5 separate regions of the Homo sapiens genome follow, and regions 2, 3, 4 and 5 are each linked to region 1. Evidence: read pairs that join two places in POLR2A ChIA-PET (ENCODE). Cell type or tissue: HepG2. All regions are shown on one strand. Links, peaks and the distances in the headings refer to the core of each region. The heading gives the core; the rest is flanking DNA.

Region 1 (6,003 bases), core at 656-5,655:
GGAGGCTGAGGCAGGAGAGTCGCTTGAACCTGGGAGGCGGAGGTTGCAGTGACCCGAGATCACACCACTGCATTCCAGCCTTGGCAACAGAGTGAGCCTCCAACTAAAAAATAAAAATAAACTATAAACTATAAACTAAGTTCCTCTCAAAGTTAGTTCAGCCTGTGCCCAGGAAGGAACAAGGACAGCTTAAAGGTTAGAAGCAGGGTGGAGTCAGTTCGGTTAGATCTCTTTCACTGTCTCAGTCACAATTTTGCAAAAGCAATTTCATTATATTGCCCAGTCTGGTCTCAAACTCCCAGGCTCAAGTGATCCTCCTGCTTCAGCCTCCTAAAGTGCCGGGATTCCAGGCATGAGCCACTGCACCCAGCTCTCTCCCCACACTGACTACCTTCTTGGTGAACAGAAATCTTAGAGATAACTTCTGTTGCCCTGGCAGAATTTTCCCCTTTGAGAGTGGCCTTGAGGCTAAGTTGCCTGAGATCAGACAGACGACCTCTGACCTTTTGTCCAGCCTCAAGGCCCAACCCAATACTTTCTTTTACTTTCATTTTAGCTAGTACAGATAACAACCAAGGGATTGTGTGTTCATCATTCTTCTGATTATTTTGCATTTCCATACATATCCAATGGGCCAACTCCTGAGGAGTTAGGTCTACCATAATCTCTAAATTCCACTGGTAAATTTGACCTTTAGTTACTGAACCCAGTGCAGCTGCAGTTTCATACTATGGGTGACTAGGGCACCACCCAGAGATCAAATATTCCTCTCCCCCCACGCTTTTATCCTTTATCTTTCCAAACCACAAGTTTCCACGAGCCAGGTCTGTTCCAGCAAATGCTGCTTTACTGATACCAATTCTGAGTAGAAAAACAAAAAAAAAAAAAAAACAAGCTAAGGCCAGGGATGGTGGCTCACACCTATAATCCCAAAGCTTTGGGAGGCCAATGTGGGACGATTGCTTGAGCCTAGAAGTTCCGAGACCAGCCTGGACAACATAGCAAGACCACTTCTTTATTAAAAATTAAAGACAATTAGCCAGACATGGTGGCACATGCCTGTAGTCCCAGCTACTCGGGAGGCTGAGGCAGGAGGATCACTTGAGCCCCAGAGGCTGCACTGTGCTGTGATCATGGCACTGCAGTCCAGCCTGAGCAACAGAATGAGATCGTCTCAAAAACTAAAAAAACACGCATTGTTTTTTTCACCATTCTTGCACCCCAACAACCAGCACAGAAGACTTCTATAACCAAATATGTGGGTTTTTCCCCACACCAGCAAGCAATCATTTCTGCAGTAGACACCAGCTGGGTGCCCTTCAATTCAGTCCAATTCTGACACTCTCTACCTGGAGATGGAGTGAGGGCTCAGTCCCACAAGACCGCCCTCCTACTTCCAATGCCAGTTGCAAGCACAGATAGTGGCCTGTGCTTCTCACTCACTGGCTATAAACTGGGATTCCCATGCTCCCCTCCTGGGGCTCCATTAGTTTTCTGGAATGGCTCACAGAACTCAAGGAAATATTTATTTACATTTGCAAGTTTATTTTAAAGGATATTGACATGGAAACAGATGGAGAAGTGCACAGAGCAGAGTAGAGGGGAAGAGGTTCCAAGCTTCCATGCCATCTCCAGGTGCACCACCCTCCAAGAACCTCCAGGTGTGCAGCTATCTGGAAGCTCCTAGAAATTGAAATTTTTTTTCTTTGAGACCGAATCTCGCTCTGTCATCCAGGCTAGAGTGCAGAGGCATGATCCAGGCTCACTACAATCTCTGCTTCCCGGGTTCAAGCAATTCTCCTGCCTCAGCCTCCCCAGTAGCTGGAACTACAAGCATGCTCCACCACACCCAGCTAATTTTTGTATGTTTTAGTAGAGACGGGGTATCACCACGTTGGTCAGGCTGGTCTCGAACTCCTGATCTCAAGTGATCTGCCCACCTTGGCCTCCCAAAGTGCTGGGATCACAGGTGTCAGCCACTGCACCCAGCCAGAAATTGACATTTTTGATGGAAACTAAAGATCAGGCTTCTAGATAAAGGAATAAAATAAAAGGATCTTAATCTTCTGACAACATGTTAGAGAAACTGACAAGAAGATTTATAAGAAGATAAGATAATATCTTCAATAAAAAGTCAATGTGAGCTTTTGGTGCCCTTGAAGGTAACTTTTATGCAAAAAAAGATTATTTCAGGGGTCACTTTTGTTTTACAATTCAGTATTTATTTTAGCAAGGTTAAAAATTTGAAAACTTTGTTCTTTCTTAGATATAAATTAAATTTGTAAATCTTATGCTATTCATAAATTCAAAAACTTAACAATTACTTAAGGATTTTTTTATGCAATTAATATTGTAATAATCTTAACTATCACCATAAGTCAATATACTACAATTTCTTTTTTAAGCATTTCAATTGTCTAATAAAAACCAATTTTCCCAAGCACTTCTATAATTTATAAATCTAATGTGTTAAATTTTTACATGTGTGGAATGTGAATCTTAAATTACATTCAATATAATGAGCAGAAGTTACTCAATTACACTTAAAAAAAATAGAGACAGGCAGGTCTCGAAACTCCTGGGTTCACTATGTTTCCCAAGCTGGTCTTGAACTCCTGGGCTCAAGGATTCCTCCCACCTCAGCCTCCCAAAGTGCTAGGATTACAGAGATGAGCCACCCTGCCTGGCCTCAGTTACACATTTTAAATTATAATCCCAAGGCTGTGTGGAAATAAAGAAAGCATTAAAGTTGTTGGAACTCAAAATGCTTTAAGTCTTGAAAGAGATGGGACTGTGATCTGAGTTGGGTAGCATGTAGTTGCAACTTCTGTTTCTCAGATTATATATTAACTCTCTCTCTCCTTGTTCTGTAAATGACTAGGAGAGACAAGAGACCAGACCTATTCTCCTAATCACTGACCTTTGTTATAGATTAACCTCCTCCTTTTCTGTTCTGAGTTTTGTTAACTCAGACCAGATGGCGCAAAAGACCCCATGACTATTACATCTTCAGTATGGAACGTTAAATATACTTTTCCTGAAAGAAAAATATCACCTCAACCAATGAGATCATTGTAACTATGCATTAAGCCTTATATAGAAAGATGTTGAAATTCCGTTAAACTTCCCTTGTCTATATAAACAACCCTAGACATCTATGCTTCTGAACACATACTTCCATTCTTTGGAATCTGTACTTCCAGGGCAGCTATCCCACAAGGTTTGTGCTTGAATAAACTCTACAATTAATCATATTTTCTGAATTTTGTTATTTAACGTGGACAGCTGATATGTCCAGTTACCTTCTAAAATGCCAAATAAACATGCATAGGTTATTTCTAAATTTGATGCCAAAATATTAATTGTATTGGTTTGACTTACTTGCTTCTCTCTGTATTTAATTCTAAGTCTTCATGGTATTAAGTCAGCACACACTAATAAGACACATTTGGTGTTAACTTCTTCGTTGGATTTTGTGTTAACTTCTTGGTTGGCTAACTATGTATATCAATCATGGATTTAATTGAACATGAGATGCAGAGCTGCAAACACTAGGGCAAATTTTTGCACAATATAGAATGCAGTATTGAGTCCTTTTCTATAGTCTTTGAATCAGTAGTCTTAAATGCATGTCATTTAGACGGGGTAATGTCACAACCCAGTGTTGTGGGACTTTTTCCTTAGTTCAGCTAAGAGCCAGGTCCTTACCACACGGCCATGAAAAATTAGCCTCGCAGATGATTTTAAGGGTGAGAATAATGGGATTTATTGGGAAAAAACCCTCTCTCACCACTCCTATTCAACATAGTTTTGGAAGTTCTGGCCAGAGCAATCAGACAAGAGAAAGAAATAAAGCGCATTCAAGTAGGAAGAGAGGAAGTCAAATTGCCTCTTTTTGCAGATGACATAATTCTATATTTAGAAAACCCCATCATCTCATCCCAAAAACTCCTTAAGCTAATAAGCAACTTCAGCAAAGTCTCAGGATACAAAATCAATGTGCAAAAATCACAAGCATTCGTATACACTAACAGTAGACAAGCAGAGAGCCAAATCATCAATGAACTCCCATTCACAATTTGCTACAAAGAGAATAAGATACCTAGGAATACAGATAATAAGGGACGTGAAGGACCTCTCCAAGGAGAACTACAAACCACTGCTCAAGGAAATAAGAGAGGACACAGATGGAAAAACATTCCAGCCTTGTGGATAGGAAGAATCAATACCTTGAAAATGGTCATACTGCCCAAAGTAATTTAGAGATTCAATGCTATTCTCATTAAACTACCATTGACATTCTTCACAGAATTAGAAAAAAACACTTTAAATTTCATATGGAACCAAAAAAAGAGCCCATATAGCTAAGACAATCCTAAGCAAAAAGAACAAAGCTGGAGACATCATGCTATCTGACTTCAAACTATACTATGAGGCTACAGTAACCAAAACAGCATGGTACTGGTACCAAAACAGACATATAGACCAATGAACAAAATAGAGACCTCAGAAATAAGACCACAGACCTACAACCATCTGATCTTCAACAAACCGGACAAAAACAAGCAATGGGGAAAGGATTCCCCATTTAATAAATGGTGCTGGGAAAACTGGCTAGCCATATGCAGGAAACTAAAACTGGACCCCTTCCTTACACATTATACAAAGATTAACTCAAGATGGATTAAAGAGTTAAATGTAAAACCCAAAACTATAGAAACCCTAGAAGAAAACCTAGGCAATACCATTCAGGACATAGGCATAGACAAAGGCTTCATGATGAAAATGCCAAAAGCAATTGCAACAAAAGCCAAAAATTCTACAACTATCTGATCTTTGACAAACCTGAGAAAAACAAGAAATGGGGAAAGGATTCCCTATTTAATAAATGGTGCTGGGAACACTGGCTAGCCATATGTAGAAAGCTGAAACTGGATCCCTTCCTTACACCTTATACAAAAATTAATTCAAGATGGATTAAAGATTTAAATGTTAGACCTAAAACCATAAAAACCCTAGAAGAAAACCTAGGCAATACCATTCAGGAAATAGGCATGGGCAAGGACTTCATCTCTAAAACACCAAAAGCAATGGCAACAAAAGCCGAAATTGACAAATGGGATCTAATTAAACTAAAGAGCTTCTGCACAGCCAAAGAAACTACCATCAGAGTGAACAGGCAACCTACACAATGGGAGAAAATTTTTGCAATCTACTCATCTGACAAAGGGCTAATATCCAGAATCTACAATGAACACAAACAAATTTACAAGAAAAAAACAAACAACCCCATCAAAAAGTGGGCGAAGGATATAAACAGACACTTCTCAAAAGAAGACATTTATGCGGCCAAAAGACACATGAGAAGATGCTCATCATCACTGGCCATGAGAGAAATGCAAATCAAAACCACAATGAGATACCAGCTCACACCAGTTAGAATGGCAATCATTAAAAAGTCAGGAAACAACAGGTGCTGGAGAGGATGTGGAGAAATAGGAATGCTTTTACACTGTTGGTGGGACTGTAACCTAGTTCAACCATTGTGGAAGTCAGTGTGGCGATTCCTCAGGGATCTGGAACTAGAAATACCATTTGACCCAGCCATCCCATTACTGGGTATATACCCAAAGGGTTATAAATCATGCTGCTATAAAGACACATGCACACATATGTTTACTGTGGCACTATTCACAATAGCAAAGACTTGGAACCAACCCAAATGTCCAACAATGATAGACTGGATTAAGAAAATGTGGCACATATACACCATGGAATACTATGCAGCCATAAAAATGATGAGTTCATGTCCTTTGTAGGGACATGGATGAAGCTGGAAACCATCATTCTCAGCAAACTATCACAAGGACAAAAAAACCAAACACCGCATGTTCTCACTCATAGGTGGGAATTGAACAATGAGAACACATGGACACAGGAAGGGGAATATCACACACCGGGGCCTGTTGTGGGGTGGGGGGAGGGGGGAGGGATAGCATTAGG
Region 2 (6,003 bases), core at 548-5,547, 73 kb after region 1:
TTGGCCTCAATATTGGTCTCAATATTGTTTAGCAGAGAGAAGGGTGTACGCTTCACCTTAGAATTATTTAGCTCTGGGACAGGAAGTATGTTTGGTCCCAGAATTGTTTAACTTGGGGAAAAGAAAATATGCCTGCTCCCAGTACTGTTTAATAAAGGGACAGGGAAAAACTTAGAATGCAATTCTCACATCAAAAGGCTCAAATGCTCCTTTAAAAAAAAAAAAGTATGTTTCTGTCATTTATTTTTACAGAGAAAAAAAAGAAAAAGTAATTATAAAAATAAAATAACAAAACAGCCTTAACTATCCTTCATATTATAGAGTCCTAGGATAAAGTTTACATACTCGCAGCTCAGGTTCTATCTAAAGCACTTTAACTGTGGTGATGTGAGATAATGTACCTTCTTTTGGGATTTCACACCAATGATGTAATCCATGAGCTAAATTTTTTCAAATGAATAAAGAAATATTCTTCATATTTAAAATATTTCTTACAATATTGCACTGCATACTTTCTGGTATTTTTGACCAGCCAGAGGGATGATATTCAACATATTTTAATAAGCAGCAGTGCATAGGTGTTGAACAAGCAGAATGTGAATGGGATGTAACAAAACCAGTTTTTTTTTTGTTTCTTTTTTTGTTTTTTTTTTTTTGAGATAGAGTCTCGCTCTGTCACCCAGGCTGCAGTATAGTGGCACGATCTCGGCTCACTGCAACCTCCGCCTCCCGGGTTCATGCCATTCTCCTGCCTCAGCCTCCCGAGGAGCTGGGACTACAGGCACCCACCACCACGCCCAGCTAATTTTTTTTTTTTTTTGTATTTTTAGTAGAGACGGGGTTTCATCGTGTTAGCCAGGATGGTCTCAATCTCCTGACTTCGTGATCCACCCACCTCAGGCTTCCAAAGTGCTGGGATTACAAAACCAGTTTTAATATACTAACATACACCAGAAAAATACCAACCTAGCTATTGCACAAGCAGACATCAAATCCACAAATCGATGAGAAAGAAGACTTCACCACCCACTACAGAATCGTAGTGAGCTTAACACAACATAAATTTATTCCTCATTAATGTTACACGTCTTTTTTTTTTTTTCCAATTTTATTTACTTTTTTTGAGACAGAGTCTCACTCTGGCAGGATCTGGGTTTGCTGCAACCTCCGCCTTCTGGGTTCACGCAATTCTCCTGCCTCAGACTCCCAAGTAGCTGGGACTACAGATGTGTACCACCACGCCCAGCTAATTTTTGTATTTTCAGTAGAAACGGGGTTTCACCATGTTGGCCAAGTTGGTCTCGAACTCCTGACCTCAGGGGATCTGACTGCCTCAGCCTCCCAAAGTGCTGGGATTATAGGCATGAGCCACCACACCCAGCCACTGATGTTACACTTCTACTGAGAGTTTATGGGGCTCTGCTGTGTCACTCAGAACCCACAATGATAGAGCAGTCATTACCTGGAATAATGCCAATCACTGTGCAAAAATGAAACAAAGCCATTGAGGTTCTCACATTAGCAATTATGGGTCACTTCTGCTCACAACTCATTTGTCAGAACTAGTAGCTAGACCCCACACAATCACAAGGGGCCAGCAAGCACAATTTTATATGCTCAAAAGGGGTTAACAAAACATATACTGAATGGCAGTAGTAACTACCACAGGATACCTATCATTGTCTGATGGGTTCTTCCTGCCTGCTGCACAGACAAAATCAATTCACTGATACAACTGCAGTATTGCAGTAAAGAAAGAATGTAATTAATGCAAGGTCAGCCAAACCGTAGGATGGGAGTTTTATTATTACTCAAATCAGCCTCCTGGAGAACTCAGAGGCTAGGGTTTTTATGGATAATTTGGCAGGCAGAGAGCTAGGGAATGGGTGCTGCTGATAGGTTGGAGATGAAATTATATAGGTGTGAGGCCGGGCGCAGTGGCTCACGCTTGTAATCCAGCACTTTGAGAGGCCGAGGCAGGCGGATCATGAGGTCAGGAGTTCAAGACCAGCCTGGCCAACATGGTGAAACCCTGTCTCTACTAAAAATACAAAAATTAGCTGGGCATGGCAATGGTTGCCTGTAATCCCAGCTACTCAGGAGGCTGAGGCAGGAGAATCGCTTGAACCCAGGAGGCGGAGGTTGCAGTGAGCCGAGATCGAGCCACTGCACTCCAGCCTGGGCAACTGAGCTAGACTCCATCTCAAAAAAAAAAAAAAGAAATTATGCAGGTGTGGAAGAAGTCCTTGTGAGCTGAGTCCATCATGAGTCATGGGTCTAGGTGGGGTTAGTCAGTGGCCAGAATGCAAAAGTCTGAATAACATTTCAAAAGACCAATCTTAGGTTATCCAATCCTGATGTTATCTACAGGAGCAATTGGGCAAGTCACAAATCTTGTGACCTCCAGCCCTATGACTCCTGAGCTAGTAAAAGATTATAGAAACTATGCCTATCTTATCAGAATTCAGGCCCCTCTCATAATCCTAATCTTGTGGCCTTTCATTAGTTTTACAAAGGCAGTTTGATTTTGGGAAGAGCTGTTAAAGCAAAGATGTTTGCTTTAAGGTTAAACTATAAACTAAATTCCTCCCAAAGTTAGCTTGGCCTATACCCAAAAATGATCAAAGACAGCTTGGAGGTCAGAAGCAAAATGGAGTCAACTGGGTCAGATGTCTTGCTGTCATAATCTTGCAAAGGCAGTTTCAGCATCACTGCCAATCATTTAGGCTAGAAAAGGGAGTTTGAGAATTCAGTGTCTTATCTGTGTAGTTTTATTTATCTGCTTCTCCTTATACGGGAGTGGGGGTCCAGGGAGGAAAGGTAGTAATGATTGACTTTGCTATTAGAATTTTTGAATAAAAAGAACAGACCTCAATCTCAAGGAGGGTTGAGGAAAAAGTGCAGTCAACTTGGGATAATGGATTAATATTAAGTTTAAAAATACTATTGAAAAATCTTTGTGACACTTTATACTTCCATGAATTCTAAATGTTTTTTGCACCATTTTCTCCAATGAACCAATTAATATAGTGCTTGGCAAGGGAGTAGCATCAATCTGGGCTGGGCGTGGTGGCTCAAGCCTATAATCCCAGCACTTTGGGAGGCCAAGCCGGGTGGATCACCTGAGGCTGGGAGTTTGAGACTAGCCTGACCAACATGGAGAAACCCCATCTCTAATAAAAATACAAAAAAATCAGCCGGGTGTGGTGGTGCATGCCTGTAATCCCAGCTACTCGGGAGGCTGAGGCAGGAGAATCGCTTGAACCCAGAAGGCGGAGGTTGTGGTGAGCTGAGATTGTGCCATTGCACTCCAGCCTGGGCAACAAGAGTGAAACCCCGTCTCAAAAAAAAAAAAAAAAGAATCAATCTGTTCTTTGGTCAAGAATTCCTTCTCAACAAAGAGTGCAAGGAAGGCATATCAGGCACAGAAAAGCATTATTTAATATCAATGAGTCAGTCCGGGCATAGTGGCTCATTTCCCTGTAACCCCAGCACTTTGGGAGGCCAAGGTGGGTGGATCACTTGAGGTCAGGAGTTTGAGATCAGCCTGGCCAACATGGTGAAACCCTGTCTCCACTAAAAATACAAAAATTAGCTGGGCGCAGTGATATGCGCCTGTAGTCCTAGCTACTCGGGAGGCCGAGGCAGGAGAATCGCTTGGACCCAGGACCGGAGTTTGCTGAGCTGAGATTGCGCCACTGCACTCCAGCTGGGGCGACAGAGTGAGACTCGGTCTCAAAAAAAAAAAAAAAAAAAAAAAATCCATGAGTCAATGAATGGAATAGAACTAATAACTCATACTGGGCTGGTTAGAATAGAAGACCCTGTAGGAAATAAAGGCAAGAGAAAGTTAGATTGATTGAGATCAGTCACCAGGGAGCGTCACCAGTGCCTTCCTTTCTTGTGTATAACATTTTATTCTAGGCCCCTTTCACCTTCTCCTGGGATTATCACAAAATATTTCTAGACATTGCATTTGCCTCCAATCTGCTTCTTTAAATGTTTTCTAATTATTAGGGCAATGTGTTCCTCAAATGTCACTTTCATTATATGAATCTGCAATTGTAATCTATGTTCATCCCTTCAGTCTCTTGAAGGCCCTATCCATTTAGCCTCATATTATCATTTACTTGGAATTTTACAGGTTAGTTAAGGCTATTATGAGGGATAATATTCACAAGTATTTTCTGAAAGTAGAAATAGGCTGGATACAGTGGCTCATGTCTATAACCCCAGCATTTTGAAAGGCAAAGGCAGAAGGATCGATTGAGGCCGTGAGTTCAAGACCAGCCTGGGCAGCATAGCGCCAGGCGCAGTGGCTCACGCCTGTATTCCCAGCACTTTGGGAGGCTGAAGTGGGTGGATCACTTGAGGTCAGGAGTTCGAGATCAGCCTGGCCAATATGGCAAAACACCGTCTCTACTAAAAACACAAAAATTACCTAGCTGTGGTGGTGCATGCCTGTAATGCTAGCTACTGGGGAGGCTGAGGCACGAGAATAGCTTGAACCTGGGAGGTGGAGGTTGCAGTGGGCCGAGATCACACCACTGCACTCCAGCCTAGGCAACAAAGCAAGACTATGTTTCAAAAAAAAAAAAAAAAAAAAAAAAAAAGACCAGCCTGGGCAGCATAGCAGAACTCTGTTTCTAAAAAAAAATAAATAAATAAAATTAAATTAAATTAAATTAAAATTAAAATAATTTTTTTTGTTTTGTTTTGCGATGGAGTCTCACTCTGTTTCCCAGGCTGGAGTACGGTAGTACGATCTCAGGTTAGTGCAACCTCTGCCTCCTGGTTTCCAGCGATTCTCCTGCCTCAGCCTCCTGAGTAGCTGGGATTACAGGCATGCACCACCACGCCTGGCTAATGTTTTGTATTTTTAATAGAGACAGGGTTTCACCATGTTGGCCAGTCTGGTCTCAAACTCCTGATCTCAGGTGACCCGCCTGCCTCGGCCTCCCAAAGTGCTGGGATTACAGATGTGAGCCACCGCAGCCACCCCCCACCAAAATTTTTTTAATTAGCCGGGCTGAGCACCATGGCTCACTCCTATAATCCCAGCACATTGGGAGGCCAAGGCAGGAGGATTGCTTGAGCTCAGGAGTTCTAGACCAGCCCAGGGAACATAGTGAGACTCCGTTTCTACAAAATTTTCTTTTAAAACTTAGCCAGGCATGGTGGCACACTCCTGTAGTCCTAGCTATGCAGGGGGCAGAGGTGGGAGGATTGCTTGAGTCCAGGAGGTTGAGGTGACAGTGAGTATGATTGCACCACTGCACTCCAGCCTGGGCAGCAAAGTGAGAACCTGTCACTAAAAAAAAACAAAAAAAAGTATAAATAGATAGTGTTCTAAATCACTGTAGAATGACTATAGTTAACAATAATGTATCATATAGTTTCAAATAGCTATAAGGCGGCTATTGAATGTTCCTAACACAGAAATGATATATAGTTAACAATATGTGGCCAGGCATGGTGGCTCAAGTCTGTAATCCTTTGGGAGGCCAAGGCAGGTGGATCACAAGGTCAAGAGATCGAGACCATCCTGGCCAACATGGTGAAACCCCATCTCTGCTAAAAATACACAAATTAGCTGGGTGTGGGTGTCTCAAAAACAACAACAACAACAACAAACAATATGTATCATTTCTGTGTTGGGAACATTCAATAGCCTCCTTATAGCTATTTGTTAACAATATGTATCATTTCTGTTGGAAACATCCATATAGTTAACAATATGTATCAATATGTATAGTTAACAATATGTATCAATATGTATAGTTAACAATAACTGTTGATACATTTGTATCATATCATTTCAAATAGCTATAAGGAGGCTATTGAATGTTCCCAACACAGAAATGATACATGTTTGAGATGATGAATATGCTAATAATCCTGATCTGGTCACTATATATTATATGTATCAAAACATCACTAGGTATCCCATGAATATGTACAATTATTGCCAATTGTTTTAAATGGAGGAGAATAATGGCTATC
Region 3 (6,003 bases), core at 553-5,552, 71 kb before region 1:
AGAGTGCTGCGATTACACGCGTGAGCCACCGTGCCCGGCCTGTGATTTTTTTTTTTTTTTTCAGATGGAGTTTTGCTCTTGTTGCCTAGTCTGGAGTGCAATGGCGTGATCTCGGCTCACTGCAACCTCCCTCTCCCGGGTTCAAGCGATTCTGCCTCAGGCTCCCGAGTAGCTGGGATTACAAGTGTGCACCACCATGCCCAGCTAATTTTTTTACTATTTAGTAGAGAAGAGGTTTCACCGTTTTGGCCAGGCTGGTCTCGAATTCCTGACCTCAACTATCAGCCCACCTTGGCCTCCCAAAGTGCTGGGATTACAAGCGTGAGCCACCGCGCTAGGCCTATAATGTGGTTTTTCTTTTTTAATGGCATACCACATAATAAAATATAAGGCATCTCTCAAAAACACTTTGATAGAGCCATTAGTGACATAAAAATGCTAATGATCACTAATATTCAGTGAAATAAGATAAAAATCAAAAATGTATATTTAATACGTTCTCACATAAAATAAAAGTATACAGATGCAATTGGAAAGAAACACAATTCAACCAACAGTTATTTTTCTCATCTCTGGGTGATGTGATTCTCAAATGTAAATTATTTTCTTGTACATTCTGTTTTCCAGTTTTTCTAACTTGAAGATACTTTGAAATTAGAAAACTTGTTACCTTTAAGTTAAAAATGGTTTTTCATTTAAAAGAAAAAAGCTTTCAAGATAAAGATCTTTTTATTAACAAGTTTGTCTCCTGGACAGGAGAGGATTAAAGGAAAATAAAACAACGGCAACAAAAAACAAAATGAAAAAGTTTGTTTGATTTTTGTCTGTGTTTGCATTACTACTTGTTTCTGTTACCTATAAATGATTTAAGAATTTGAATCAATTCCTAAGTAACATTTTAGACCAGTTCTTACCTGTGATTTGGAAACATTTAAAGCACTGAAATGAGGAAATCACTCCAGAGTGAATGGAAGGATATCAGCCACTGCAAATGTCTGTCTAATCTTGGGACGTTGAACCAGTTTACAGAGTTGCAGGGGGAGCCAAAACCTTGCCGTAATCCTACCATTCACTGGCTGTGAGTAATGACCATCTGCTGGGGACTGGAGAGGACCCAGCCCAGTCAGTTTGACTGCCTTGGTTTGCATGATAAAGGAAGGTCACAGAAAGTCAATAGGATTGAGAGCAACTCTCCAGGTGGTGGAAGCGATCTGCAGGCAACCGGCAGAAATGGCTTCCACTCTACGACTGCAGCTCTGTAAAGAATTCTCTCTCTTTGGACATCACTCTTCTTCAAAAGGATGTTACAAAATCAAATAAAAGTGAAATTCGAAAACTACACTCTTTAGGTGGGCTTAGGTTTTTTGTGTTTTGTGTTTGGTTTTCTTCATTATTACATGGAGAAGAGGGGTGAAAGAAATATATAGAATGTGCTTTTTCTTTTTGGATCTCAAGGGGCAAAGAGTTTATCAGATTCTTCAGATAATAGTTTATTATCACCATAGACCAATGAAAGCTGTCTTTTCTTCTGTTTAATTATAAAAACATTTCCTCCTTTAGACCCAAAGTCAACTCCCACTCCCTTCCTCCTTCCCATTCTAATGTGCTGGCAAATGTTCTTAAATATACATATGTTTTAGGAATGAATAGTCAACTAAGTCCTCTTAACTTTTCTTTTTTCTTTTCTTTTCTTTTTTTTTTTTTTTTTTTTTTTTTTTTTTTTTTTTTTTTTTTTTGAGATGTAGTGTTTTTTTGCAGCCCAGGCTAGAGTGCAGTGACGCAATCTCAGCTCACTGCAACCTCTGGCTCCTGGGTTCAAGCAATTCTCCTGCCTCAGCCTCCCAAGTAGCCTCCTGAATAGCAGGCACCCACCACCACACCCGGCTAATTTTTGTATTTTTAGTAGAGATGAGGTTTCACCATGTTGGCCAGGCTGGTCTCAAACTCCTGACCTCAGGTGATCCACCTGCCTCGGCCTCCCAAAGTGCTGGGATTACAGGCGTGATCCACTGCGCCCGGTCAGTCCTCTTAACTTTCTTACATGTTTATTACAATTTCCTGACAATTTTTATAAATTTCAGATATTCTGCTACTTGGATAACGTCAATTATCCATAGAAAAGTTTGTCCAAACAACAGTCAGCATTACCAAGACACCTAGAAAAGCTCCGCTTACTCAAAAAAATGCTGCCCGTGGAATGGTCGATCAGACAAGAGCAAACACAAGACACATCACTAATTCATTCAACAAGTCTTTGCTGAGTTCTTGCATTGTCTAGCCAAGACTGGGCCTAGCAACTGATAACAAATCTTGGTTGCAGTTCAGGCTCTGCCACTTATCAGCTGCACGAATTTGTGAAATCACTGAAATTCTTGATATCTAAGGTCTCCTCATATGTAAAGGGAGAAAAACAAAACCCACCCTACCTCCTTGGAAAGATTGTTTTGAGGATAAAATTTAATGGGCATAGAGGAAATCACAGTGGAAATATAAAGCACCATAAAACTTTCGTTTATTATTTTGTTGATGTTGCTAAAAGAGAGAAAGAGAGCAGATATGAGGGGAAACGGGATGAGAATTGGAAGGAGTCGCTGAGGAACCTTAGCCATGGCTACACTGGCCAGGTGTGGCCAAACTGATGAAAACTGACACAACGAAACACTTCGAAAGAACTAAAGACCTTGAAAGGATGATCACAATCTCAGTCTTGACTGTTGATAGAAAAACTGTGATGGAAAAGTGAAATGAAACTAGAGGTCAATCAACAGCAGGCAGCTCCAAATTTTCTCCTAGTCCTAACTTGGAGATATTGCTGGAGATCCCCTGTTGTGGAAGGCAGGAGCAGGATATCTCATGAGCAATGTCATCTGTTTGCCCAGATCCAGGGTCAGAATTCTTGTTAGTATGGTTAGTGTAAGCAAACACCCACAGGAGTGGGAGAAACTGTGGAGTGGGGTTGGGAGCTGTAATAAAGCTCCTATAGAAAGAACACACCATAAATACATGAGCCAAAAGCAATTAGTTTATCTAAAGAAAGGAGAAAAAAATAAATAGGGATGTTAAGCATGTATTCCCTGTCATAAAAAAAAAAAAATCAAGTAAAAAATGAAAATAAAATACATTGTTGCACTGATTTATCTCTAAATGGGTAGTAGACCAAACATTTATTCCCCATATTTTTTTAAAAAAAGTGAAAATGAAAATAAAAAGGGTCATTGCGACCTTGAAAGCATTATGCTGAGTGAAATAAGCCAGACACCAAAGGACAAATATCATGTGATTCCACTTAAATGAAATATCTGGATAGGCAAATACATAGAGGCAGCAAGTACATGAGAGACTGGGGGTAGGTGTGCTGGAGAGTATTGCTTAATCAGTACAGAGTCTCTGTTTGGAGTGATGAAAACATTGTGGAAATGGACAGTGGTGATGATTGCACAACATTGTGAATGTATTTTAGCTCAGCTAAATTATACACAAAATGGTTAAAAGGCAAAACTTATGTTATATATGTTTTATCACACTTTTTTAAATGGGGGGAAAGGGCACTGATTTATCTTTTCTAAATGGATAATAGACAAAACACCAGATCATAAGAATGCTTGGAATCCCAGAAGGATAAAGGGTGGTCTCTTTAAAGCATGTTGATACCAAGCTGACACAGCCTGTAGGACTATCTATCTCTAGTTCAGGATATTTCCATCTGAAGAAGCAGCAGGAGACTGTGATCACCTTGAGGGAGGGGAGCCCAATTGAATCTGGTAGCCAGTAGATATTTAATAAGCATCTCCTGAGTGGATTATCTAGAATCAAAGCTCTCTCCTGCATTTATTCAAAAATAGTCATTAAGTGCCTCTAAATTACCAGGAACTGGACTAGGTACCTGGATGCCCAGGCAAATAAAACCAAAATATTTCATTCCAAAATATATTTTCTTGACATGTTTCAAGATGGCTGTTCAGAGGGGCTGGAAATGCAAGAATAGCTGAAAAGCTGCCTTTTGTGAGCGAGATTTGCATCTGTAGAGAATCAACATTGATGCAGCCAGGCTTTCTCTGAGGCCCTCCCTTGTCTAGATCTAGGAAAGATTAACAGAAAGTCTGACGCCTTCAAGTCTGAAAGAAACATTTACCATCTATTCTCTCTGAGGGTGGCTACCTGCACAGTTTCATCTTTATAACAAGACGAACTTTGCCAGCCGGGCCTCTTCTTCTGTGCCTCTCATAACCTGTTTTGCCACCATAACCCGTTTTGCCATGACCTAAGCCCCTATTCTTTCTGTAACCTCAAGATGGTATAAAAAACCATCAGCCATTTTTCCTTTCTTTGAGATCTTATATTTTTTCCACAAGACAAACCTGCCTCTCAGCCTCATGAGAATCACTTACAATGAGCCTCAAAGAGAATAATTTACAAGTTAATTTATGTCTTTCTAGTCCATTCGTTTTCCCTTAAAATAACGTACTTCTCCTGAAAAGAATTGCCTATATTCCCCATCTCCTCCTTCCCCCTGGAGAAAGGGTATATAGGCCTCTGTACCCCACTAGGGGGTTGGGATAATCACTCTGTGGTTCTCTCCCCATACACGTTAATAAATTTGTATGCCTTTTCTTCTATTAATCTGCCTTTTGTCAGTTGCTTTTTCAGTGACCCTTCAGAGGGCTGAGAAAATAAAAAAAGCTTAGAGTGGTCTGAGCTATGGAAGGTATGCAGGCCCAGACAGACATGAGTACAGGCCTTCAGTTATGCCCCCTTTCCCTCCCACTCATGCCTGGGGGCAATTGTTTAAAGTCATTTTTGTTCCTGACTTGCTGTCTCACTCATTATCTTCATGTTCCTGGAATTTGTGATACAAACAACAATGTATAGCCATTCAATAGCTTGTTATTTTTATATAAATTCTTGGTAAACAACTCAGGAACTGCCTCTTCTTTCCCTTTAAAAATTCACTTGTAACTGCTGTTAATCAGAGTGTGTAATCAAAGCAATTTGAATCTATGGTTCCAGGTTGCAATCCTCAGGCTTGGCCCAAATAAACTCTTACATTAATCTTGCTTGCCTCCACTTCTTTTTTTTTAGGTCATCAGGGCCAAGGGAAAATTTCCCGGACTGCTCTCAAAGAGCCTACAGTCCACAGTGAGAGAGAGAGGCGCGACTAAACAGCAGGACAAAGGCTGGTGCTGACGGGCTGAGAGGCTTCAGGAGAAGGGTTAGCCAGGTAGAGGAGAATGCCTCCAGGTGAGGTACTGGGTCTGTGCAGAGGCAGGAAAGGGAAGTAACACGAGGCTGAAGGTAGAGCACGAAGAAGAGAAAGAGCTAAAAGTAGAGCAAGTGAACTTCATCAGAAAAGCAATGGAAAGATATTAAAGGGATTCAATTTGTTATAGGACTCCAGGTTCAATAGCCCATTGTGTGGTAAAAACCAATATACCAAAACAGCAGGGGTTACAGCAGAGAAAGAGTTCAATAATCATAGGGCAGCCAAACCAGGAGATGGGAGGAACCTCAAATCTGCCTGCCTGAAGAGTTTTGGACGGGTTTTTAAGAACGTTTTGGTGGGAAGAAGGATAAGGAGCTGTGATCACTGATTAGTTAGGGGGTGGGGGATGAAGTCATAACAATGTAGAAGCTGCATTCTGTGCTGAGTCAGTTCCTCGGAAGGGTTTTCAGTCTGGCAGGCATCCTCAGAATGCAGGATATGGAAAACATCTCAAATTTTAAAACCTGAGTTTTCTTAATATTAAAAATGTTATCTATAGAAACAAGGGAAGTTAGGACCTCATGACAGGGGCTATGTGACTTTTCAGCATTCAGCAACTGTAAGGAAGTGGGCTAAAAAGCTAGCTGGTTCATGCTTGACTATGCTTCTATTCAAGCTTATAATTTTGTTAAAACCTTGCAATTTTGTTTTATTAATTTCATGAGGATGGTTTCAAATTCAAGAAATAGACTGAGCATATTTTCACTTCAATAATCCAAAATATTAGTTAAATGTACCAAATG
Region 4 (6,003 bases), core at 295-5,294, 80 kb after region 1:
ACAACGGACTAATACACCCGCCTTTAAGATATCCCACCACTTTAGGCCAAAGTATAACCTCCATGCATTGATTTACAATTTTGCCTGTAACGTCTGCTTTCCTGATCTGCACCCCACCATTAAAAACCCTCGCGTGTACGTATGGCGCGGTGGCTCATCCCTGTAATCCCGGCGCTTTGGGAGGCTGAGGCGGGTGGATCACCTGAGGTCAGGAGTTCCAGACCAGCCTGGCCAACATGGCAAAACCCCGTCTCTACTAAAAATACAAAAATTAGCCGGGCGTGGTGGCGCATGCCTGTAATCCCAGCTACTTGGGAGGCTGAGGCAGTAGAATCGCTTGAACCTGGGAGGCAGAGGTTGCAGTGAGCCGAGATGGCACCACTGTACTCCAGACTGGATGACAGAGCAAGACTATGTCTCGAACAAACAAACAAAACCCTTGTTTGTAAGCTTTTGGAGAGGTCAGGCCTTAAGCCTGAGCTGCCTGATTGTCTTTGTTTGGCGCTCTGCAAATAAACGCCCTCCTTTCTCCCACTGCGAAACCTCAGTGTGGATGTTTGGTCTTAGCGCACCCAGCAAACAGACCCCAGTTCGGTTCAGTAACAGGAAGAGAATGGTCAACAAGTAGGAAGTTGTAATTAGGAAGAAAAAGTTGTGGTGTCCTGCACAAAGAGTGACTATAGTTACCGATAATGTATTGCATATTTCAAAATAGCTGGAAGAGAAAATTTTGAATGTTCTCACTACAAAGAAATGATAATGTCTGAGGGGAGAGATATGCTTAATTACTCTGATGTAATCATCACACAGTGTATGCATGTGTATATATAAAACAAAGCATCACATTGTACTAAACAGATATGTACAGTTATATGTAAATTTAAAAGTTTTTAAATAAAAAATAATGGAAATATAAAAGTTATCCACAGTTATATTATTTCTATAGAAACAATTGTTTTTCTTCTTCTTTTTTTTGAGACAGGGTCTCACTCTGTCCCCCAGAATGGAGTGCACTGCCTGGACTTCCCAGGCTCAAATGATCCTCCCACCTCAGTCTCTCAAGTAGCTGGGACCCCAGGAGCCCACCACCACACCTGGCTAATTTTTTTTTTTTTTTCCTAGAGATAGGGTTTCACCATGTTGCCCAGGCTGGTCTTGAACTCCTGAGCTCAAGCAATCCACCCACCTCAGCCTCCTGAAGTGCTGGGATTACAGGTGTGAGCCACCATGCCCAGCCATAACAATTCTTGAACAAGGCACTTAATCTCTCAAAACTTAAAAATTTTTTTAAAAATTAAATTTCTTATTTCTTTAGAGACAATGGTCTTCGTATGTTGCCTAGGCTGCTGTGAAACTCCCGTGATCCTCCCACCTCAGCCTGCCAAAATGCTGGGATTACAGGCATGGGCAACCGCGCCTGGCCAAAACTTCAATTTTTAAAAAATCTGATTCAAGTCATAGAAGAGTTGCTAAAAAATCAAACAAACAAAAATCTATAAAATGTAGGCAATTTTTTTTCCTGAGAATTAAATACATAAAAAGCATTTAGTAAAGTGCCAGGCATACAGTAATAGTTCCCACAAAAGTTTATTAAATTTTATTTATTTAAAAATTTAGACCCCTTTCTACAAAAAATAAAAATAATTAACCAGGCATGAAAGCACATGCCTCTGGTCCTAGCTACTTGGGAGGCTGAAGTGGGAGAATCGCTTGAACTCAGGAGGTTGAAGCTGCAGTGAGCCGTGATCACACCACTGCACTCCAGCCTGGGCAACAGAGCAAGACCCTGTCTCAAAAAAAAAAAAAATTACCGACTAACATCTGCATAAATATTTAAATAACAAATTGAGAATAAAACTTAAGAAAAAAATCAACTAAGTATCAAATAATTACTTTCTTAACTCTTAAACTGCCTAATCTAATGACATTCTAAGGCCAAAGAAAAAACTGATTTTGCTCCCAATTCTTGGTTTCCCATTAAGTGAGGTCTATCTGCAAGTTAAGGTTAAAAGTTCCTCTTGAACTAGAACCTTATAAGTGATTGTGCTTCACCTCAGGTGGTTCCCTTCCAATCAACATTCTGCCCATTTTCCTTCCCTTTGCACTTAAACACTTTTAGCACCATATAGCTTCCTGGCTCCAAATTACACTCTTAAATTGCCATTTAAAAACTGCTCTTCCTTAGAGCCAAGCAAAAGGACAGTATATTACAAAAGCAAAGATCACAGCTATACCCAGCCTAGGTCTACAACCTGATTGTCCGCTTTCAATGCTGAGAAGGTTGTCCTGGCAACCAGCTTTACTAACTTGCTCTATTTCTCTCTCCTAAAGCCTTTGAAGTGAGCCCCTCCTCCTTCCCAGCCTTTGAAGTGGTTCTGAATAGAATACTAAAGATTACCTATTAACTGGCCTAGCAGATTTTGATCACCCCAGAAACACCTGGGGCATTTTCTTGAGCCACAGGCACAGCACAGGCACAGAGTTTCATGTGATTACAGCCCAACCTGCTAGTGTAATTATTAATAACTAATCAACCAACTAATATTTCTTGAATATTTCCCATATCCTGGGCACTTTGATGGGTTCTACAAATATAAGAGTGAAATCCAGTCTCTGACCTCCATAGTTTCAATCTAGTGCCACCTAATCCTCTAACCTGCACTCTCCAGGGTAATAGCCATGGCCATACATGACCATCAAGAATTTCAAATGTGACCGGTCCAAAGTGAAATGTACCATAATGAAAAGTATTCATTGGAGCCAGCTGCAGTGGGATGCGTCTATAGTCCAAGCTACTGGGGAGGCTGAGGAAGGAGGATTGATTGATGCCAGGAGTTGGAGATCAGCCTGGGCAACATAGTGAACCCCATATCTACAAAAAACTTAATAAAAAAAAAACTTAGCAGGGCATGGTGGTGCATAGCTGTAGTTCCAGCTACTCAGGGGGTTAAGGCAGGAAGGTTATTTGAGTCTAGGAGTTTAAGGCTGCAGTGAGCTATGATCATGCCACTGCATTCCAGCCTGGGTAGGAGTGAGACCCTATCAGCGGGGTGTGGTGACTTACACCTGTAATCCCAGTACTTTGAGAGGCCAAGGTGGGTGGATCACTTGAGATCAGGAGTTCGAGACCAGCCTGGCCAACATGGAGACACCCTGTCTCTACTAAAAATACAGAAATTAGCCAGGCGTAGTGGCAGGTGCCTGTAATCCCAGCTACTCAGGAGGCTGAGGCAGGAGAATCACTTGAACCCAGGGCACGGAGGTTGCAGCGAACCAAGATTGTGCCACTGCACTCCAGCCTGGGTGACAGAGTGAGACTCCATCTAAAAAAAAAAAAAAAATGAAAAAGAAAAAAAGAAAAGAAAAGAAAGAAAGAAAAAGTTAATCCACAGATTGGGAGAATATATTTGTAAATCACATATCTGATAAGGACCTCATATACAGACTATATAAAAGAAATTTTATGATTTGATAATAAAAAGACAATCAAATTTAAAAATGGGCAAAGGATCTAAAAGACATTTTTCTAAAGAAATGGCCAATAAGCACATGAAAAGATATTCAACATCATTAGCCATCAGGAAAATGCAAATGAAAACAATAACAAGATGCTACTTCACAACCACTAGGAAAGATGGCCTATAATAAAAAAGACAAATAGTAACAAGCATTGGAGAGGATATAAGAAACTGGAACCCTAATACATTGCTGGTGGGGTGTGTTTTGGAAAATAGTCCGTCAATTCCTCAAAACCATAAACATAAACTTACCATAGGACCACACAATTTTACTGATAAGTAGAGACCCAAGAGAACTAAGAGTGTATATCCACACAAAACTTGTATACAAATGTTTATGCAGCAATATGAATGATAGCAGAAAATGAAACAAACTAAATGTGCATTAGCTGATGAACAGATACGTAAAATGTGGTCTATCCATATAATAAAAAAATTATTTGACAATAAAAATAAATTAAATACTACTGATATGTTTTACATTGAAGCTTGAAAACATCAAATGCTAAGTAAAAGAAGCCAATCACATAAGATTACGTATTGCAAGATTCCATTTATATGAAATGTCTAGAGTAGGCATATCTATAGGGACAAAAAATAGATTTGTGACAGTCTAGGGTTGGTGGGACTAGAGACAAATGGAATGGCTGTGGAAGGATGTGGGGGGTTTCTTTTGGGTTTGATAAAAAGGTTCTAAACTTAGATTGTAGTGTTGGTTGCACAACTCTGTAAATACACTAAAAATTTTGAATTGTTTATTTTAAATGGGTAAATTGTATGGTATGTCAATTTCATCTGAATAAAGTTGTTAAAATGTAATCAAGGTATTTCTAATAAAGAGTGAAAGCCAACTGCCACTGTTCTCAGCAATCATCTACAACACTGTCTTTGTCCATTTGTGCTGCAATAACAAAATACCTGTGGCTGGGTAATTTAGAAAGAACATAAATTTATTCCTTACAGTTTCAGAGGCTGAGAAGTCCAAGATCAGGGCACTGACAGGTTTGGTGTCTGGTGATGGCTCTGTCTCTGTTTCCAAGATGACAGCTTAAATGCTGTGTCCTCATATGGCAGAAAGGAGGGTGAGGCAAAGGCCTATGTTGTTCCCTCCAGTCCTTTTAAAGGTTGTTAATCCCACTTATGAGGGCTCAAGAACAGACTGGGCAACATAGTGAAACCCCATCTCTACAAAAATTAAAAAAAAAAAAAATTAGCCAGGCATGTTGGCATGTGTCTCTAGTCCTAACTACTCAGGAGGCTGAGGTGGGAGGATTGTTTGAACCCAGGAGTCCAAGGCTGCAGTGAGCTATGATCATGCCACTGCACTCCAGCCTGGATGACTTATTCCCCAGGACTTAGTCACCTCCAAAAGGCATTATCTCTCAATGCTATCGCAGTGGAAATTAAGTTTCAATATGTGAATTTTTTTTTTTTTTTTGAGACAGGGTCTCACTCTCTTGATGAGGTTAGAGTACAATGGCAAGATTATAGCTCATTGCAGCCTCCAACTCCTGAGCTCAAGTGATCCTCCTGCTTCAGCCTCTCAAGTAGCTGATACAGGCACATGAAACCACACCTGGCTAATTTTTTTAAATTTTTTTGTAGAGATGGGGTCTCTCTGTGTTGCCTAGGCTGCTCTCGAATGCTTGGCTTCAAGCGATCCTCCTGCCTTAGCCTCCCAAAGTGCTGGGATTACAGGTGTGAGCCACTGCTCCCAGCCCACATGAATTTTGCAGGACACATTCAAACCATAGCAAACAGGGACTTGGCAAATTGACAAATTTTATGCATTTTTCAATATCAAAAATCACAAACCAGATGGAGCTTTAGGAGCCTTCTCCATTCCATGCTTCACTACATACTAATCAGACTTGGCATTCAAGATATATTGTTGTGCCATTCCAGCTACATGTTCTTAAATATGCTAAGAAATAAAAAATGATTAGAAAGTAATATGGAAAAATGTTCACAGTCATAGTCTCTCTGGATGGTGGGACTTTTATCCTGAACTTTCCTAACTTTGAACAGCATGTATTAGTTTATAATCAGTAAAAAAACATTATCTTTAAAATAAAAAGGTATTTTCCTATCTTACTGGGGAGCAGTGTGGTAGTAGTGATTAATCAATATTCATAATGTATTATCCCTTGGGTCCTGGGGGCCTAAAACAAGTAAATATGATGTAATGAATATTTTTAAATCTTCAATAAAGTTATTATAAAATTTCAAAATTTTATAATAGGAGATAGCAGAATTTGTCATCACTTTCTGAGGAATGGTGTTAGGTATCTGTGAAGTCCACAGAGCAATCTTTTTTTCTCTTTCAGACAGCGTCTCACTGTCACCAAGGCTGGAGTGCAGTGGCATGATCATAGCTCACTGCAGCCTTGGAATCCTGGCTTCAAGTGATCCTCCCATCTCAGCCTCCTGAGTAGCTAGGACTACAGGCACATACCACCATGCCTAGCTAATTTTTTAAAAGTTT
Region 5 (6,003 bases), core at 311-5,310, 59 kb before region 1:
ATCTTCATTTTATTTCCTTTTTCCTTTATCATGTGACATAAGATTTATTGACTTCATATCAGTATTTAAGTATTGTTAACTTTATGTAATAGCATTTGGGTTGAGGATTGGTGCATTTCTGGTTGTAAGAAGGACAGTTGTATTATGTTAGTCATAATTATGACTTTATTATTGTCTTTATCTTAAGATTATGTACAATCTCAGGAGATGTGTATGGGTTCCAGTTGACAAGGGGTGGACTTGTGATGGTTAATATTGTGTCAACTTGATTGGATTGAAGGATGCAAAGTATTGATCCTGGGTGTGTCTGTGAGTATGTGGCTGAAGGAGATTAACATTTGAGTCAGTGGGCTGGGAAAGGCAGACCCACCGTTAATCTGGGTGGGCACCATCTAATCAGCTGCCACTGCAGGCAGAATATAAAGCAGGCAGAAAAACATGAAAAGACTAGACTGGTTTAGCCTCTGAGACTACACCTTTCTCCCATGCTGAATGCTTCCTGCCCTCAAACACTGAACTCCATGTTCTTCAGCTTTGGGACTCAGACTGGCTTCCTTGCTCTTCAGCTTGCAGATGGCCTATTGTGGGACCTTGTGATCATGTGAGTTAATACTACTTAATAAACTCCCCTTCATATATATATACACACATATATATATATTCTATTAGTTCTGTCCCTCTAGACAACCCTGATTAATACAGACCCTCTGTCTTAGCTCCTTGACAGATACATGGACATGCCTTATAATTATCTCAATTATCTCCTCTCTGTCTTCTGAGGGATTTCTTTTTTTTTTCTCTCTCTCTTTTGAGGCGGAGTCCCGCTCTGTTGCCCAGGCTGGAGTGCAGTGGTGTGATCTTGGCTCACTGCAAGCTCCACCTCCCAGGTTCACACCATTCTCCTGCCTCAGCCTCCCGAGTAGCTGGGGCTACAGGTGCCTGCCACCACACCTGGATAATTTTTTTTGTATTTTTAGTAGAGTTGGGGTTTCACCATGTTAGCCAGGATGGTCTCAATCTCCTGACCTTGTGATCTGCCCACCTCAGCCTCCCAAAGTGCTGGGATTACAGGCGTGAGCCACCATGCCTGGCCCCGGGATTTCTTAATTAATTTCAGAGGTAGATGTTTATGGTTGCAAGGACCAGATGGCTCATGTCTTAGCAGCATAAAAGCCAAAGATGGGGCCTCACATTAGGTCTATTATGTTTTCAAGGAGACACACTAAGGAAAGGAGGATCAGGTGGCAACTACTTCCCTCCTCAAAGAAAATTTCAGCATCTTATCCTTATAAAGCATAAATGTTCAATATGATGTTGGATATGTAAGTCTGGAACTCTGGAGACAAAATTGAGAATTATAAGTATTTTATGCTATTCAAATGTCAGAAACACACTGGCAGAATTTCCTTCATCTAAACTGAAGCAGTCTGGGGTTACTGGAGCAGTCTTGTTGCTTGATGTACTACCCAGAATTCTTTGTCTCACGACCATGAAAATTAAAGAGCATGGACACCAAGGGTGAGGTTGGAGCAAAAGTTTAATAAGTGAAAGAAGAAAGCTCTCTGCAGCAGAGAGGTGGCCCAAGAGGGTTGTCGTTTCACAGCTGGATGTAAATGCTTTTATAAACAAGCTAATTGGGGCCAGGCACTGTGGCTCACACCTGTAATCCCAGCACTTTGGGAGGTGGAGGCAGATGGATCACCTGAGGCCAGGAGTTTGAGACCAGTCTGGCCAACATACAGTGAAACCCCATCTCTACTAAAAAACACAAAAGTTAGCTGGGCATGGTGGCGCATGCCTGTAGTCACAGCATTTGGGAAGCTGAGGCAGGAAAATCACTTGAACCCGGGAGGCAGAGGTTGCAGTGAGCCGAGATTGCCCCACTGCACTCCAGCCTGGGTGACAGAGAAAGACTCCCTCTCTCAAATAAAATAATTAAAAAAAAAAAAAAAGTTGGCTGGGTGCAGTGGCTCATGCCTGTAATCCCAGCACTTTGGGAGACTGAGGCGGGTGGATCACAAGATCAAGATATTGAGACCATCCTGGCTAACACGATGAAACCCCATCTCTACTAAAAAATACAAATATATATATATATATATATCAGCTGGGCATGGTGGCAAGTGCCTGTAGTCCCAGCTATCCGGAAGGCTGAGGCGGGAAAATGGTGTGAACCCAGGAGGTGGAGCTTGCAGTGAGCCGAGATCGCACCACTGCACTCCAGCCTGGGCGACAGAGCAAGACTCCATATCGAAATAAATAAATAAATTAAATTAAATTAAAAATACACAAGTTAATTGGGCAGGGTGTTTCATCTGCATAGGGTACGAAAAACTAGTTAGGGCTGGGTGTCGAGTTGGATAAGGCATGAATTCTTGTTAGTTCCACCCCACCCCTCTAGTGTGCATGTGGGTCCTAAGCCTGAGTTACTCCATATTCTTTCATTTCCCTTACTGCACACGTGTCAGGAGATGGAATTTTCCACCGCCGACGTGTCTGGTTCTACGTAACATTTTTATCTATACAGCTGCAGGCCTGTCTTAGGAAAGCCCCCTTGTGCAAGTTCCCTTATCTGAGTATGCCCAAAAAGGAAAGGAATGTGCTCAAGGAACCCATCGTATATAACTGGAGCTAGCTGGTTGCACAAGAGATAAAGGTGTTGGATCTTGCTTCCTTATCTGCACTTACAGCTTGATTTCTTCCAGGTTGCTCTTTTGATAAAAGGACTTCTACCACGGGACTTGTCCTAACTATTTGCCTAACCAGTTCCTTCCTCTCTCTTCCCTCAAAATGACCATGTTTAACATGACTCAAAAGTCATCAAAAACTCTTTCATTATGCTTCCTCCTGCTTGAGTTTGCAAGATTATGAAACTGCCTTTGAAAAACATTCTAACTGAGACAATGATTACAGTGAAAGAGATCTGACCTAACTGACTCCATCCTGTCCGTAACCTCCAAGCTGTCCTTGTCCATTCTTGGGGGTAGGCCAAACTAACTTTGGGAATAATTTAGTTTATGGTTTAGCTTTGAAACAAAAGTGATAACAGCCATTTCCCAAAACAAACTCCCTTCTTGTCTGGGGACAAGACTGCCTTTGCAGAACTAACAAATTAGCCACAAGATAAGAAATTATGATTTAGGAGTCATGCAGCTGGAGGCTGCAAGATTCTAAACCTACCCAAATTGCTCCTGGGGATAGCATCACTACTGTAAAACCTAAGATCAGTGCTTCAGATATTTTGCAGCTCCTGCACTTGATGGATCAGCCGGCACCACCCAGACAGATAATCCCACTCATCTGGTCTTGTGGCCCCTTCCCAGGAAGTGACTCAGTGCAAGAGGACAGCTTCGACTCCTATGATTTCATCTCCAATCTGAGTAATCAGAACCTCGGATTCACTGCCCCCCACCCACCCACCCACCAAATTATCATTAAAAACTCCTATCCTTGGCCGGGTACGGTGGCTCATGTCTGTAATCCCGGCACTTTGGGAGGCTGAAGCGGGCGGATCACCTGAGGTCGGGAGTTTGAGACCAGCCTGACCAACATGGAGAAACCCCGTCGCTACTAAAAATACAAAATTAGCCGGGCGTGGTGGCGCACATCTGTAATCCCAGCTACTCAGGAGGCTGAGGCCGGAGAATCGCTTGAACCTGGGAGGCAGAGGTTGCAGTGAGTCGAGATTGTGCCATTGCGCTTCAGCCTGGGCAACAAGAGCGAAACTCCGTCTCAAAAACAAAAGAAAACAAGAAACTTTTGTCCTCAAATTGTCAGGGAGATTGATTTGAATAATAACAAAACTTCAGTCGCCCACACAGCCAGCTCTGTGTGAATTACTTTTCCTGTATCACAATTCACCTGTCTTGACAAATCAGCTCTGTCTAGGAAGCAGACAAGATGAACCCGTTGGGCAGTTACAATTCACTTCAGTTTGTTCTGTTGGTTGGTTTGTTTAAGTATGAAAAACATTGCTTTGTTTTTTCGTTTCAGAATCTTTGAGTCCACGTGGAGGAAGGAAGGAGAAGAGGAGAAGACTGTTTTCCAGGATGGAAAGGGAGCCTCGCTTTCTCTTTAGGTGGATTACAGAAATTGGTTGAATTCTCCCTGCCCTGGAGAAAAGTCAATTTATTTTTTATGTTAAAGATTTAGGCTCTTCCTGAGGGCTACTATGAAAGAAAAGTAGGGAAGCGAGCTTTTATTTTGAGAACAAAGAGTGAGCCAAGAGTGTAAAGTTGATAAGAGGGTAGAAGGGAGTAGATGAAGGGGGAGGGGAAAAGAAATGGCCAAAGGGGAACTGGCCAAGAGAAAGAACACTACAGGACCTTGAAATGAGTGAAGAAAATGTGTTATACCTTTTCATCCCTACAGTGTCTACATACTAATCCCCAGAAACTCTGAGTGTCACCTTATAGTGCAAAGGGATGTTGCAGATGCCATTGAGTTAAAGATCTTGAGTTAGGAAGATTATCCTGAATTATTGGTGTGGGCCAAATGGAATCACAACTTTCCTTATAGGAGGGAGGCAGAACTTTGATGTAAACAGAAAAGAAGAATGCTTTACCTTACCAATTTTCTACATGGTAGCCTGTAACTTGACAACATTATAAAACAACTGGCTCTAAATCAACTTGAGTTATATTTTCAGAGCTTGAGGACCCTTTGAAACTGCCCTTCCAAAATTACAACAGTGAGAGAAATCGGACATGGCTGACTCCATCTTGCTTCTAGCCTCACAGGCTGGCTGTCTTTGCTCATTCCTGGGCGTGGGTCAAGCTAACTTCCAGAGAAATTTAGTTTACAGTTTAAATAACATTAGCCCTTACCAAAAACTAAACTGTTCTTGTAAAACTAATGAAAGGCTACCAAGTTAATGAGAGGGGCTTGAATTCTAAATAATTACCAGTCATTATTCCGGAGGTCATAAGATTTGCAACTTCCCCAATTACTCTTGCAGATAACATCACTATTGTAGAACCTAAGACTGGCCTTTTGAGGTGTCTTTTCAGGTTTTTGCATTTCTTTTTTTCTTTTATTTATTTATTTATTTTTGAGATGGAGTTTTACTCTTGTTGCCCAGGCTGGAGTGCAATGGTGCAATCTCAGCTCACTACAATCTCCGCCTCCCGGGTTCAAGCGATTCTCCCAACTCAGCTTCCCCAGTAGCTGAGATTACAGGCACCCACCATCATGCCCGGCTAATTTTTTGGATTTTTGTAGAGACCAGGTTTCATCATGTTGGCCAGGCTGGTCTCAACTCCTGACCCCAGGTGATCCACCCACCTCAGCCTCCCAAAGTGCTGGGATTACAGGCGTGAGCCACCACACCCTGCCATAAGCCACATGTTGATTGCACCACTGCAGTCCAAGTCCAGCCTGGGCAATAGAGTCAGACCCCTGGCTCTTAAAAAAAAAATTTTTTTTTTTTTTAGTAAAAAAATAGAAAACCGCGTGTTAACAAACTATTTTCTTTTAAACAGTTAGCCTCTTAAAAGATTTCAGCAGAGGCTTGTATAGTGGGGGTGCTTGGTAAGAAAGAATACCTTTTTTTCTGGCTAGAGAATGGTATTTTAAAGTTTAGATTTTACTAAGTGAGAAGGAAAGCCACTGGGGAGGTTGACCAGGGCAGTGAGGTGATCTGGGTATGTTTTAAAAGGACCTCCCTGGCTTTGTGTGAAGATGAGACTCTGGGAGCAAGAGGGCAAGCTGCCAGATCTGTTCCTATAGTCCTAGCAGGAAGATGGTAGCACATCAAGGGTGGGAGTGGAGAAGAGATGCAAAGCTATTGGATCTTCATCTACTTCAACTTCATTTACTTCAACGGTGGAGACAAATAGATTTGCTGATGTATTTGCTGTAATTATGCAAATGCAAGGCAAATGTCTTCATTTTGTTCTTTCGATGGAGAGGTTAAATAATGAAGGCTGTTTCCTTGGAGTCTGTGTGTCTCTAAGGCTTGGAGAAAAAGAGCACCAAGATACCAATGGAAGTATAACCAGCAGG

What was found. ChIA-PET counts read pairs that join two places held together with the same protein. Peaks named below come from ENCODE experiments on the same cell type or tissue, not always from the same donor. Only the 100,000 strongest peaks of a DNase experiment are listed, where the experiment ranks them.
Region 2: POLR2A ChIA-PET joins it to region 1 with 16 read pairs; 3 of 35 experiments call an interaction of 5 or more read pairs at or near these places.
Region 3: POLR2A ChIA-PET joins it to region 1 with 14 read pairs; 2 of 35 experiments call an interaction of 5 or more read pairs at or near these places.
Region 4: POLR2A ChIA-PET joins it to region 1 with 12 read pairs; 3 of 35 experiments call an interaction of 5 or more read pairs at or near these places.
Region 5: POLR2A ChIA-PET joins it to region 1 with 12 read pairs; 3 of 35 experiments call an interaction of 5 or more read pairs at or near these places.

What each region holds. Positions count from the first base shown.
Region 1 is chr7:138,313,726-138,319,728 of GRCh38, forward strand. No RefSeq gene overlaps it. Among named protein-coding and RNA genes, the nearest start is that of TRIM24, 140 kb to the right of the region's middle. In HepG2, for the core only: no CTCF peak of the experiment used is centred there; a DNase peak (open chromatin) is centred at 2,986; H3K4me3 peaks cover 472 bases.
Region 2 is chr7:138,386,513-138,392,515 of GRCh38, forward strand. No RefSeq gene overlaps it. Among named protein-coding and RNA genes, the nearest start is that of TRIM24, 71 kb to the right of the region's middle. In HepG2, for the core only: no CTCF peak of the experiment used is centred there; a DNase peak (open chromatin) is centred at 2,479.
Region 3 is chr7:138,242,542-138,248,544 of GRCh38, forward strand. No RefSeq gene overlaps it. Among named protein-coding and RNA genes, the nearest start is that of MIR4468, 120 kb to the left of the region's middle. RefSeq lists an enhancer at 795-1,409. In HepG2, for the core only: no CTCF peak of the experiment used is centred there; DNase peaks (open chromatin) are centred at 1,110, 2,880 and 3,360.
Region 4 is chr7:138,394,225-138,400,227 of GRCh38, forward strand. No RefSeq gene overlaps it. Among named protein-coding and RNA genes, the nearest start is that of TRIM24, 63 kb to the right of the region's middle. RefSeq lists an enhancer at 1,843-2,697. In HepG2, for the core only: no CTCF peak of the experiment used is centred there; DNase peaks (open chromatin) are centred at 517 and 2,327; H3K4me3 peaks cover 365 bases.
Region 5 is chr7:138,255,135-138,261,137 of GRCh38, forward strand. No RefSeq gene overlaps it. Among named protein-coding and RNA genes, the nearest start is that of MIR4468, 130 kb to the left of the region's middle. In HepG2, for the core only: no CTCF peak of the experiment used is centred there; DNase peaks (open chromatin) are centred at 2,687 and 3,257.